2 separate regions of the Homo sapiens genome follow, and region 2 is linked to region 1. A link is an interaction called in ENCODE POLR2A ChIA-PET data of the cell type or tissue named here. Cell type or tissue: endothelial cell of umbilical vein. All regions are shown on one strand. Links, peaks and the distances in the headings refer to the core of each region. The heading gives the core; the rest is flanking DNA. Region 1 overlaps KLHL12 (kelch like family member 12). Region 2 overlaps ADIPOR1 (adiponectin receptor 1).

The links. ChIA-PET counts read pairs that join two places held together with the same protein. Peaks named below come from ENCODE experiments on the same cell type or tissue, not always from the same donor. Only the 100,000 strongest peaks of a DNase experiment are listed, where the experiment ranks them.
Region 2: POLR2A ChIA-PET joins it to region 1 with 11 read pairs; 7 of 35 experiments call an interaction of 5 or more read pairs at or near these places.

What each region holds. Positions count from the first base shown.
Region 1 is chr1:202,900,481-202,905,864 of GRCh38, reverse strand. The region is part of intron 6 of KLHL12 (kelch like family member 12); the gene reads left to right. Among named protein-coding and RNA genes, the nearest start is that of RABIF, 14 kb to the right of the region's middle. In endothelial cell of umbilical vein, for the core only: no CTCF peak of the experiment used is centred there; no DNase peak of the experiment used is centred there.
Region 2 is chr1:202,950,037-202,955,420 of GRCh38, reverse strand. ADIPOR1 (adiponectin receptor 1) reads left to right here. Exons shown (of 8, transcript NM_015999.6): 2 at 4,257-4,491. The coding sequence starts at 4,351. Among named protein-coding and RNA genes, the nearest start is that of ADIPOR1, 5.6 kb to the left of the region's middle. In endothelial cell of umbilical vein, for the core only: no CTCF peak of the experiment used is centred there; a DNase peak (open chromatin) is centred at 2,500; H3K27ac peaks cover 766 bases.

The DNA of each region.
Region 1 (5,384 bases), core at 136-5,135:
CCACTGCACTCCAGCCTGGGCGACAGAGTGAGACTCTGTCTAAAAAAAAATCGGGTTGGGTATCCCTAATCTGAAAATCTTGAAATTCAAAATGCTCCAAGATCTAAAACTTTGAGTGCCAACATAATGCTCAAAGGAAATGCTCATTGAAGCATTTTGGATTTGGGGTTTCTGAATTAGGGATGCGCAAATAGTTGTGCAAAGAAATAATGCAGATATTACAAAAATCCAAAAGTGTCTGAAATCTGTAGCGCTTCTTGTCGTAAGCATTTCAGATAAGGGTTACTCAACCTATACCATGAAAGCCAGTGATGTAGTGGAAAGAACCTGGCACTAGGAGATAAGACATTTTGCTTACTTTGATTTTTACTCCAATTTCCGACACTCACTCTAGTAACTTGCTGTTTGGACAAGTCCTTTAACTTCTCTGGGTTACCAGTTCTTTATATCAACAGAGTTAATGTTCAGTCACTAAGGTACTTTCCAACACAGAAAAATGTTTCCTTTTTGCATGATAGCACTCATTATTTGCTTATTAAATTGAACTAAAAGCTAATGAAAATTTTTGTGAATCAGTAAACCCAGAAGATTCTTTGGAGGTACATTTCTTGCATATCTCTGAACAGGCAGCAGAAGGGGCTCCTGCTTGGTTAGAGAACTTGCTTATTGCCCTGACCTTAAGGGATTAAACTATAAATCTATATATCTTCATAGTCTTGAGGTTATTTTTCAGAAGTTCTAGAAGGGAAATGCTGAAGCAGTTTCCAATTAGATTCTTAGTATCGCTTTGTCAGTGCCTTAGCAGGTAGATTGTTCTTACCATCATGTCCTCTACCCATCTCTATGCATATTGGCTGCTAAACCAGCTACCAGGATAATGACTCTTCTGCATACAGCAGAAGGAAATTAAATTGACAGCCAAGTTAAAATAGCCTGCCAAATAAGGGATTTTTAGTTATTAACCTTACCCATTACTGTCTCAAAGAAGATATAATGGAAATTACTTTTCTAATTTGTGGCTGTCTCCTTTTTTGAACTAAAGATCAGTGCAAATGGAAATGTGAGTCTCTGAACCCTGTTATTTTAGCAGTCCTGCATCTGCCTTATTTCTCTAACAACGTGTCACAGCACACACACACTCCCCTTCCCCTCTTTCTAAAAATAATGACCATGCCACTGCCAGGTTCTTCAGTTTTAGAAATGTGCTTTTTCACACTGTTCTTGTAAGATGTCCTAGACAAGCTTTTCTCATTAAAAAGATAAAAATCTCACTTAACAAGTACTCCATCATTGGCAGAGAACAAACAGGCTTCTTTCAGGTTGACTCTTTCACTAGCTTTTTTTTACACGAGTCAGATTGTTTGAGTATTGGTCTCCAACTTAGGGTTAAAACATTAAAACCTTAGGAGTTCTTCTGGGGAAGAAGGACTTTCTAGGCACAAAATAGTGGAAGAAATGACAAAGAATAAAAACATATTTGAATAAATAAAAAAATCATATACAAAATTATGATAAATTAGGAACATAGGTTTGGAACAACCCTTTAAAGGGTTAAAGGGTTGGCCTGGCAGGGTGCCTTACGCCTGTAATCCCAGCGCTTTGGGAGGCTGAGGCAGGTGGATCACCTGAGATCGGGAGTTTGAGACCAGCCTGACCAACATGGAGAAATCCTGTCTCTACTAAAAATACAAAATTAGCCGGGCTTGGTGGCACATGCCTGTAATCCCAGCTACTCGGGAAATTGCTTGAACCTGGGAGGTGGAGATTGTGGTGAACCAAGATCGTGCCATTGCACTCCAGCCTGGGCAACAAGAGCAAAACTCCATCTCATAGATAGATAGATAGATAAATAGATAGATAGATAGATAGATACATAGATAGATAGATAAAGGGTTAAAGGGTTAAAACCATTTGTGTGTAAAGAGCTCATAAGAATGCATGAGACAGGGCCAAGAGCAGTGGCTCACACCTGTAATCCCAGCACTTTGAGAGGCTGAGGCAGGCGATGGAGCCCAGGAATTCGAGACCAGCCTGGCCAACAGGATGAAACCCTGTCTCTACTAAAAGTATAAAAATTAGCCAGGCATGGTGACGCATGCCTGTAATCCCAGCTATTGGGGAGGTTGAGGCAGGAGAATCATTTTAGCCCAGGAGGCAGAGGTTGCAGTGAGCCAAGATCACACCACTGCACTCCAGCCTGGGCCACAGAGCAAGACGCCGTTTCAAAAAAAAAAAGAAAAGAAAAAAATTAGTGGTCCCAGCTACTAGGGAAGCTGAAGTGGGAGGCTAGGAGGATGCTTGAGCCCAGGAGGTCGAGGCTGAGGCTGCAGTGAACCATAATTGCACCAGTGCACTCTAGCCTGGGCAGCAGAGCAAGACCTTGTCTCAAAAAAGAAAAAAAAAACAAGAATGCATGAGAGAAACAATAAAGATTTGAGTGTACAGTTCGCAGAAGGGCAAGTAAAGCTGGCTACTAGATACAAGGGAGGGAGTTCAACCTAATTAATAATAGGGTCTTATTAGTTATAAAGAATTAAACATAATTTTTTGCCTACCAGAGTGTCAGAGATTTAAAAACTATCCAGTGCCTCAGAAAGTAGAATGAGTTGGCACCTTTATAGTGTTGGTGGGAGTGTAATTGGTAACAGCTTCAAAAAGTCACCTTATGTCTCAAAGTAATTTTTTTTTTTTTTTTTTTTTTTTTTGAGACAAGGTCTCACTCTGGCTCCTAGGCTAGAGTGCAGTGGCATGATCTTGGTTCACTGAAACTTCACTTTCTGGGCTCAAGCAATCCTCCCACCTCAGCCTCCTCAGTAGCTGGGACTACAGGCGTATGCCACCATGGTGATCTATTTCATTTGTTTGTTTGTTTTGATACAAGGTCTCACTGTGTCACTATAGTGCAATGGCATGATTTTGGCTCACTGCAGCGTCCACTTCCTGGACTCAAGTGATCCTCCCACCTCAGCCTCCCAGGTAGCTGGGACTTGGGACTACAGGTGTGCACCACCAGACCTGGCTAATTTTTTGTATTTTTAGTAGAGACAGGGTTTTGCCATGCTGCTCAGGCTGGTCTTGATCTCCTGGGTTCATGTGATCTGCCTGCTTTGGCCTCCCAAAGTGCTAGGGTTACAGGTGTGAGCCACCATGCCTGGCTCAAAAAATTTTTTTCTAATTCAGGTTCATTACTCAGCATTCTTCCCATTTCTTTAAGAAAACAACCAGGAAAAGTTTCATATTCAGGATATTTATCACAGGGTTATTTATGTGATTGTTTATAACCCAAAATTATAAACCCTGAAATGCCTAAGAATATTATAACCATGTACTAAAAGAGTTATTCATATATTTGGAAAATGAAAAACATCAGGATACAATATAATATGGTCACATTTGTAGGTTTTTTTGTTTGTTTGTTTTTGGTGTTTTTTTTTTTGGACGGAGTCTCGCTCTGTTACCCAGGCTGGAGGGCAATGGTGTGATCTCGGCTCACTGCAGTCTCCACTTCCCAAGTTCAAGCGATTCTCCTGCCTCAGCCTCCCGAGTAGCTGAGATTACAGGCATGTGCTACCATGTCTGGCTGATTTTTGTATTTTCACTAGAGATGGGGTTTCACCATGTTGGCCAGGCTGGTCTCGAACTCCTGACCTCGTGATCCACTCATCTCAGCCTCCCAAAGTGCTGGGATTACAGGCGCTAGCCACTGTGCCCGGCCCCCATTTGTGTTTTATAAATGTGCAGAAACAAGGCTGGAAGGAAATTATGTTACATTTTGGTGTGTCTTTGTATTGTGGAACTATGGGTAATTTTTTTTTCATAATACCTGTCTGTATTTTCCAAGTTTTTTAGCAGTAAAAATGTATATTATATGTTTTATAATCACAAGGAAAATACTTTTCAATTCTTTTCAACAGGGAGGGGTAATACGTGAGTGGGGATGGTGATTATACTAGTCCTTGAGTTATTTTTAAATTTTCTAAAAGAAAATCATTTTTGTGCTAGAAAAAGCTGAACAGGCTAAATAAAGACTTCAGATTTAACTAAAATTATATCCATTCAGTGTGAAACACTGTTGCTCTCATAGTTATCAAAAGCTCTGTTGGCAGTTGCGGGGAAGTTAATTACTTAAACTCACTTTGGTAGACAGTCTGTCAAAACACAGGATCTGTCGGGAAAAATAATGAAGAGAGTCCTTCACAGCAAAGAAGTTTGGGAATCAGTGATCGAAGGATCCCAGCCATTTAGAGCCATAAAACCCCTGAGTGGCTGGTACAGTGGCTCATGTCTGTAATCCCAGCACTTTGGGAGGCCGAAGCAGAAGCATCGCTTGAGTTCAGGAGTTAGAGACCAGCCTGAGCAACATAGTGAGACCTCCTCTCTTTAAAAAATTAAAAAAAAAAAAAAAAGGTAGCTGGGTTTGGTGGCACACACTGTGCTCCCAGCTGCTCAGGAGGCTGAGGTAGGAGGATTGCTTGAGCCTGGGAGGTAGGAGGATTGCTTGAGCCTGGGAGGTCGATGCTGTGGTGAGCTGAGATTGTGCCACTGCACTCCAGCCTAGGTGACAGAGGAAGGCCTTGTCTTTTAAACAGAACAAAACAAACTCCTTTATACATCACACCAACACCTCTTACGAAGTTCCACTGTAGACATATAGTTACCAGAGTGTTTATTGGGAAAATTTCAGCCAACAGGAAGTACTGTCAGTTATCTGTGTTTTTAATATAATCTATTTCCTTTCTACTTCTTTTCTCCCACCCTTCAAAAGGTGCCTGAATGAAATCATATCAAGAAAGAGAGGGGTTTTTTCTTTATTTTATTTTTGAGACAGTCTTGCTTTGTCACCCAGGCTGGAGTGTAGCGGCATGATCTCGGCTCACTGCAACCTCCGCCTCCCAGGTTCAAGTGATTCTCCTGCCTCAGCCTCCGGAGTAGCTGGGACTACAAAATGCACACCACCACACCTGGCTAATTTTTGTGTTTGTATTTGTGTTTAATTTTTTTGAGACAGAGTCTTGCTCTGTCACCTAGGCTGGAGTGCAGTGGTGCGATCTCTGCTCACTGCAACCTGCATCTCCCAGGTTCAAGCGATTCTCGTGCCTCACCCTCCCAAGTAGCTGGGACTACAGGTGTGTACCACCACACCTGGCTAATTTTTGTATTATTAGTAGAGATGGGGTTTCACCATGTTGGCCAGGCTGGCCTTGAACTCCTGACCTCAAGTGATCCACCCGCCTCGGCCTCCCAAAGTGCTGTGATTACAGGCGTGAGCCACCACGCCCAGCCTTCTTTATTTTATGTTACTTTATTTTATTTTTTGAGACAAGTTCTCACTCTGTTCCCCAGGCTGGAGTGCAGGAACACGACCTTGTTCACTGCAGCCTTAA
Region 2 (5,384 bases), core at 224-5,223, 49 kb before region 1:
GACCTTGTCTCTACAAAAAAATAAAATTAGCTGGGCATGGTGGCACATGCCTGTAGTCCCGGTTACTAAGACTTGGGAAGCTAAGGTGGGAGGATCGCTTGAGTCTGGCACATTGAGGCTACAGTGAGCTGAGATCACACCACTGCACTCCAGCCTGAATGACAGAGCAAGACCCTTTTAAAAAAAAAAAAAGACTTCTGTTGGGGAAGAGCTACAAAGGAAGTCAGACTGTTTTTCCACTTCAGAGTCTGGGACGCTTGGCATCGAGTAGGAGAGCTGAGGCCCTATATACTGTAGTTCGGTGATTTCAAACATGTGCCTTTGCTTTGATTCATATTTCTCCAACAAAGCTGTGAAATTATCCTGCCTAAGAGACAGTAGATAGGGGAAAAATGGCTGTATTCTTTATCTATACTGCTAGACTGGTCTTGCTTTAGGACAAGAATCAAGCTAGGTATGGATAGAGGCTACCCATAGACTCTCTAAAGGCCCAGGAACTAAACTCTTAGAAACTTTGTGTCTTTGCCTCCAGGAAAGGTGTGCCGTAGCCTGGAAAACTTGGGAATTGGTTCACAATATAAATGTCTCCAAAAACTATAAGTGAAATAACTCTCCAGCTAACTGGCTGGTGATTAAAAATCAATCTTTTCCCCATGTTTGGCACAGGATTATCTTATTTATAGGAGTACAAACAACCTCCCTGCTCCACAGCTTTACTCTCTAATATCCTAGGTTTACCCAGTTGGAAAGCTTAGTGGTAAAGGTTTATTAGCTTGAGTTGAAGAAATCTCATCAAAAATGCACTCAGTCGAGTTTGGCTCAAATATAATTTGCAGTATTGGGTGTGGCAAGCTTGAGGGGAAAGGCATTTCCTCTAAAATACGTAAGGACATAGAAAGCTGGCAGAAGGTTGGCTCACCTAGGATCGTTCTAACACCTTAGGGGTTTGTTCTGATTTTACACCATAGACTAAAACACACTTGTAATTCTCCATTGTTTGTGAGTGATCCACCCCATAGAAGTGGTATTTTCAGATCCTAGTATTATTTGCTCTTCTTTCTTGCCAGACGTCCGATCCCTATCTCTCCCTTTCCTGTCTCTGTGTTACTACAGTTTAGAAGACCAAACTGGACAATGGACTTTGCTCACTATGATGACATGATCTCCATTGACCTCCATTGTATGTACTTTAATGCATGATGATATATTTTGTATGATGAGTTGTAGCTGATGGCTGGTTTGTGAGTTAACTGGGGTCTCAGGTTTTGGTGACTCTGGGTCTAGAAGATGTAGAGAGGTGGTATAGGAGCTAGTGATAGAGGAGCTAGAGGGAATCGGAAGAACTAATAGTAAATGATTTGGACTGAAAAAGGAAAAGACTTTGATGATAGCCAGAAGACTTGAGGGCATAAAAACTTTTCAGATCAAATGATGAAATTAGTAAGAATGCCAATCTGGATTCTGCACATGATCTTTGGACCCTAATTGCCCAACTTAAATTTTCTCTATATTATTCTCATTGCCTCTAGTAAAATAGTTACATAGCACTCAAAGTTACTAAATTTAGTGTGTGACCATTCTAGTTGAGGGGTTCTCTCCCTCCACTGCCCTCCTGGAGCAATCAAATTGTATCACTTATTTTTGTGCATATCACAAACTACCTATGTTATCTGGCTCTTTGAAAACAATACTATAACTTGTTCAACTTGTATTTTGCACAGTGTCTTGTATTTTGCACAGTGTCTTAGAATGCCTTAGGGTGCTAGTCCTAAATACACTTGCTAAATATTCAATGAATGTGTTGACTTACTCTGGGGAAAGGGATAAGAGAAGCCACCACAAGCACAAGAAAATGCACATAAGCCCTTATCTAAGTGGCTAGAAGCTAAGTCATATGCTGGCAAGCTGGAATCTGCCCCATTCATTCATTCATTTTGAAATGGGTTCTAACTAAAATAAAGTATATTTATTATTTTATGATCCATGTATTGCATCTCAGAACCAGAATTTTGTTTTGTTTTGTTTTGTTTCTGCCCTGGTAGCCTGATCTAAGTTACTTCCAACAGTAACTTAGTAAGTAACAAGCTAAGTGTGCCCCTCTTTTCAGATTTATCTAAGATGCCCAAAAATATTTATGTTTTTTGCTTGTGATATAAAGTTGTTTTTTGGTTTTTTTTTTTTTGCTTGCGATATAAAGTATTTTTTAGTAAAGCTGCTGATTCAGTAGTACTTCACTTTGAGGAAATATGTTTTGAGGTCAGCCTATTGAGAAAGATTTCCTTGTGTCCCTCTCACACGGGTTGCCCATCCTCGAGGTTTTCATAGGCTTCCAGCTTCCTGTTCTCCTTAGCTCAATTGTTCACTATGACTGTGTGCTGGCATCTCGTCAGAGTCTTGCACATTTAAAGGAAGAGGAACTGTCTATGTGTTGACACCATATAAAGGTCTGCTGTATAGCAAGTTATTGTTTTTGTCTCTCTTGGACTAGATTGCCGGTTGCTTTCAACTGTGCTTGTGGGTTGAGCATAGCATGACTCATGACTGTTTAGAAGCTTGAGGATTGCCCTTACCTGATGTGTTAGTAAGTGTTCTCCAGAAAGCACCAATAGGATACATACATATGGATAGAGATGGGATTTATTCGGGGAATTGGCTCATGAGATTATGGAGGCTAAGTCCCACACTATGCCATCTCAAGCTAGACAATGAGGAAAGTCCATAACTGGTTCAGTTTAAGGCTGAAGGCCTGAGAACCCAAGGGGCTATTGGTGCACGTCCCGGAATCCCAAGGCAGGAGAACCTGGAGTTTCTGATGTCCAAGGGCAGGAAAAGAAGGGTGTCCCAGCTCCAGGAGGGAAGGAGGGGGAGAGACAGAGAGAGTTAGGGAGTCAGAGAAAGAGATTTATAATCCCTGAGAAGGAATTGTGATTACTCTTAGATAAAAAAGAACTGACACAAGATATCAAAGATATTTGTATATAGTGAATAGCCATGGATGATATAGTGTCTCCCTCAGGAGCAAAGTTATGTTTACTGCCCAATATAAAAGATTGGGGCTCCCTAAGCTTAAGTTTCCTCTCCCGGAATGCAACCCACTCCATGTGCAGTTGTTACCTGGCCCTCCCTGCATTGCAATGTGGTTATTTGGGTTTGGGTGGGGCTTGGGTAACCAATGCAAGAAAATGCTAATATTCTGGCTACTGCTATTGCTATAACTAATAAAGTCCTTTGTATGGGGGTAGAGGTGGGGAGAGAACTAATAATTTACAGCATAGTGGAAATCTTTGGAAACTTTCTCCCTCTTTCCCTCTTTTTTTATTTGCATTTCCCTGAGGCCTGTTTAAAGACTACTGTGAAAATCCAACCCAGGAAAACCTAAAGTGTCTGAGATTTTTCCTAGAAAATGGAATTCTGGGTTTTTCTGATTTTGTGTGTGCCTGTCTCTAGTTTCTGAAATACTCATTTGAGTAGGGCTTAGATTATGGGTTGTGGTGGTTGAAACAAGTTATTGTGGAGCTGGTTATTAGGTATGTGTGTGGCAAAGGGTAAATTGGGGCTGCCTCCTTGTCTTCACCTTCCTGCTTCCAGGTAAGTTCTTGCTTGCTTGCAGGACAGATTGTGATGAAAGCTTGTTATCCCAGGGTTGAACTCAGGCTATAATCCTGTAATAGAATTAGTAGACTTCGCAGAGAAATTAACCACTAGGCATCTGTCCCACAACCAAGTTCCTTTTGTATGTATGACACATTTATCAGAGCATTTGTAGATAAGGTCTAACTGAGTTCAGTTGGCATTTAATTCATTTCTAAGCCTGGATGATCTTGTAGTAATTGCAGCCAGATGTTGGCTTTATATTTTTATTCCTCGGTCTCAGAGCTAGGCCTTTCTTGGGCAGAGTGAGCTTTGGGAGTGATAGATGAGATTCTTCTCACTAAATGGTTCCATACCTGTGGGAGGGAGTTGAGGGTGGGTAGCTGTTTTTCTATGGTGACAGTTTGGTGCAGTAACCATAGATCATATGAAAGCAAGCAACTAGGTGTTACATTTTCAGCCTTACCTATAAGATTAGTGAGGTTCTGGGTAAAGGTTGACATTAAAGAGGGAGGACAGGAATAGATTTCATTTAAGCAATTAACTGGCCTTTAGAATTGGGGACAGGATATGAGTTGATTAGCTTCTTATTCAGTATTAGAGTATAGAAATGAAACTGTAAGAGGAATAAATTGTCAATCCTTCATGTTTGTATTTTCTTTTAGTGTCTACCATCAGAGGGAGATCTCTGCCCCCTGGGGCTGAGAGACCCCAACCTTTCCCCAAGCTGAAGCTGCAGGGTATTGAGGTACCAGCCAGATGTCTTCCCACAAAGGATCTGTGGTGGCACAGGGGAATGGGGCTCCTGCCAGTAACAGGGAAGCTGACACGGTGGAACTGGCTGAACTGGGACCCCTGCTAGAAGAGAAGGGCAAACGGGTAATCGCCAACCCACCCAAAGTAAGTCATCTTCCCAGGAGTCATCCCCTTGTTCAGTTTCTCTCCTTAGAACTCTGTCATTTTCTCTTTTTTAAGAGCTCACCGTCCAAAAGGAGGAACATTGCATCCTGGAAATGTCTCTATCCAAGTCCCTATGATACTGTTATAAACATCTTGTTGTCTGCTTTCCCCATTGTAAGCTTTTGGGAATGCACTCATCTTTGTAACACCAGTGCTTAGCACAAGGCCTGCAGTCCAATAAATAATCAGTAAATATCTGAATGAATGAAGGAAGCAGTCAATTAGGATTAGGTTTGACTTCATATAACACACAAAAATCCTTACAGTTTTGACAGGACAGAAGTCTCTCAAGCAAAAGAATTTCAGAAGTAACCAATCCAGGGCTGATATGGAGGATCCACCACTGTCAGGCACCTGTGTTGCTCTCCCATCACTCTTAATATGTGCCCATCATACCCACATTCTACCCCCCATGAAAGGGAAACGAGAAGAAAGGCCCTCTCTTTCCCTTTTATTTTTATTGAGATAAGATCTCGCCATGTTGCCTAGGCTGATCTTAAACTCCTAGGCTCAAGTGATCCTCCTGCCTCAGCCTCCCAAAGTGTTGGAATTACAGGTATGAGCCACTGTGCCCGGCCAACTCTTTGCCTTTTAAAGGGACTATCAGGGCCGGGCACGGTGGCTCACACCTGTAATCCCAACACTTTGAGAGGCCGAGGCAGGTGGATCACCTGAGATCAGGAGTTCGAGACCAGCCTGGCCAACATAGTGAAGCCCCCTCTCTACTAAAAACACAAAAATTAGCTGGGTGTGGTGGCAGTCGCCTGTAATCCCAGCTACTCGGGAGGCTGAGGCAGGAGAATCGCTTGAATCTGGGAGGCAGAGGTTGCAGT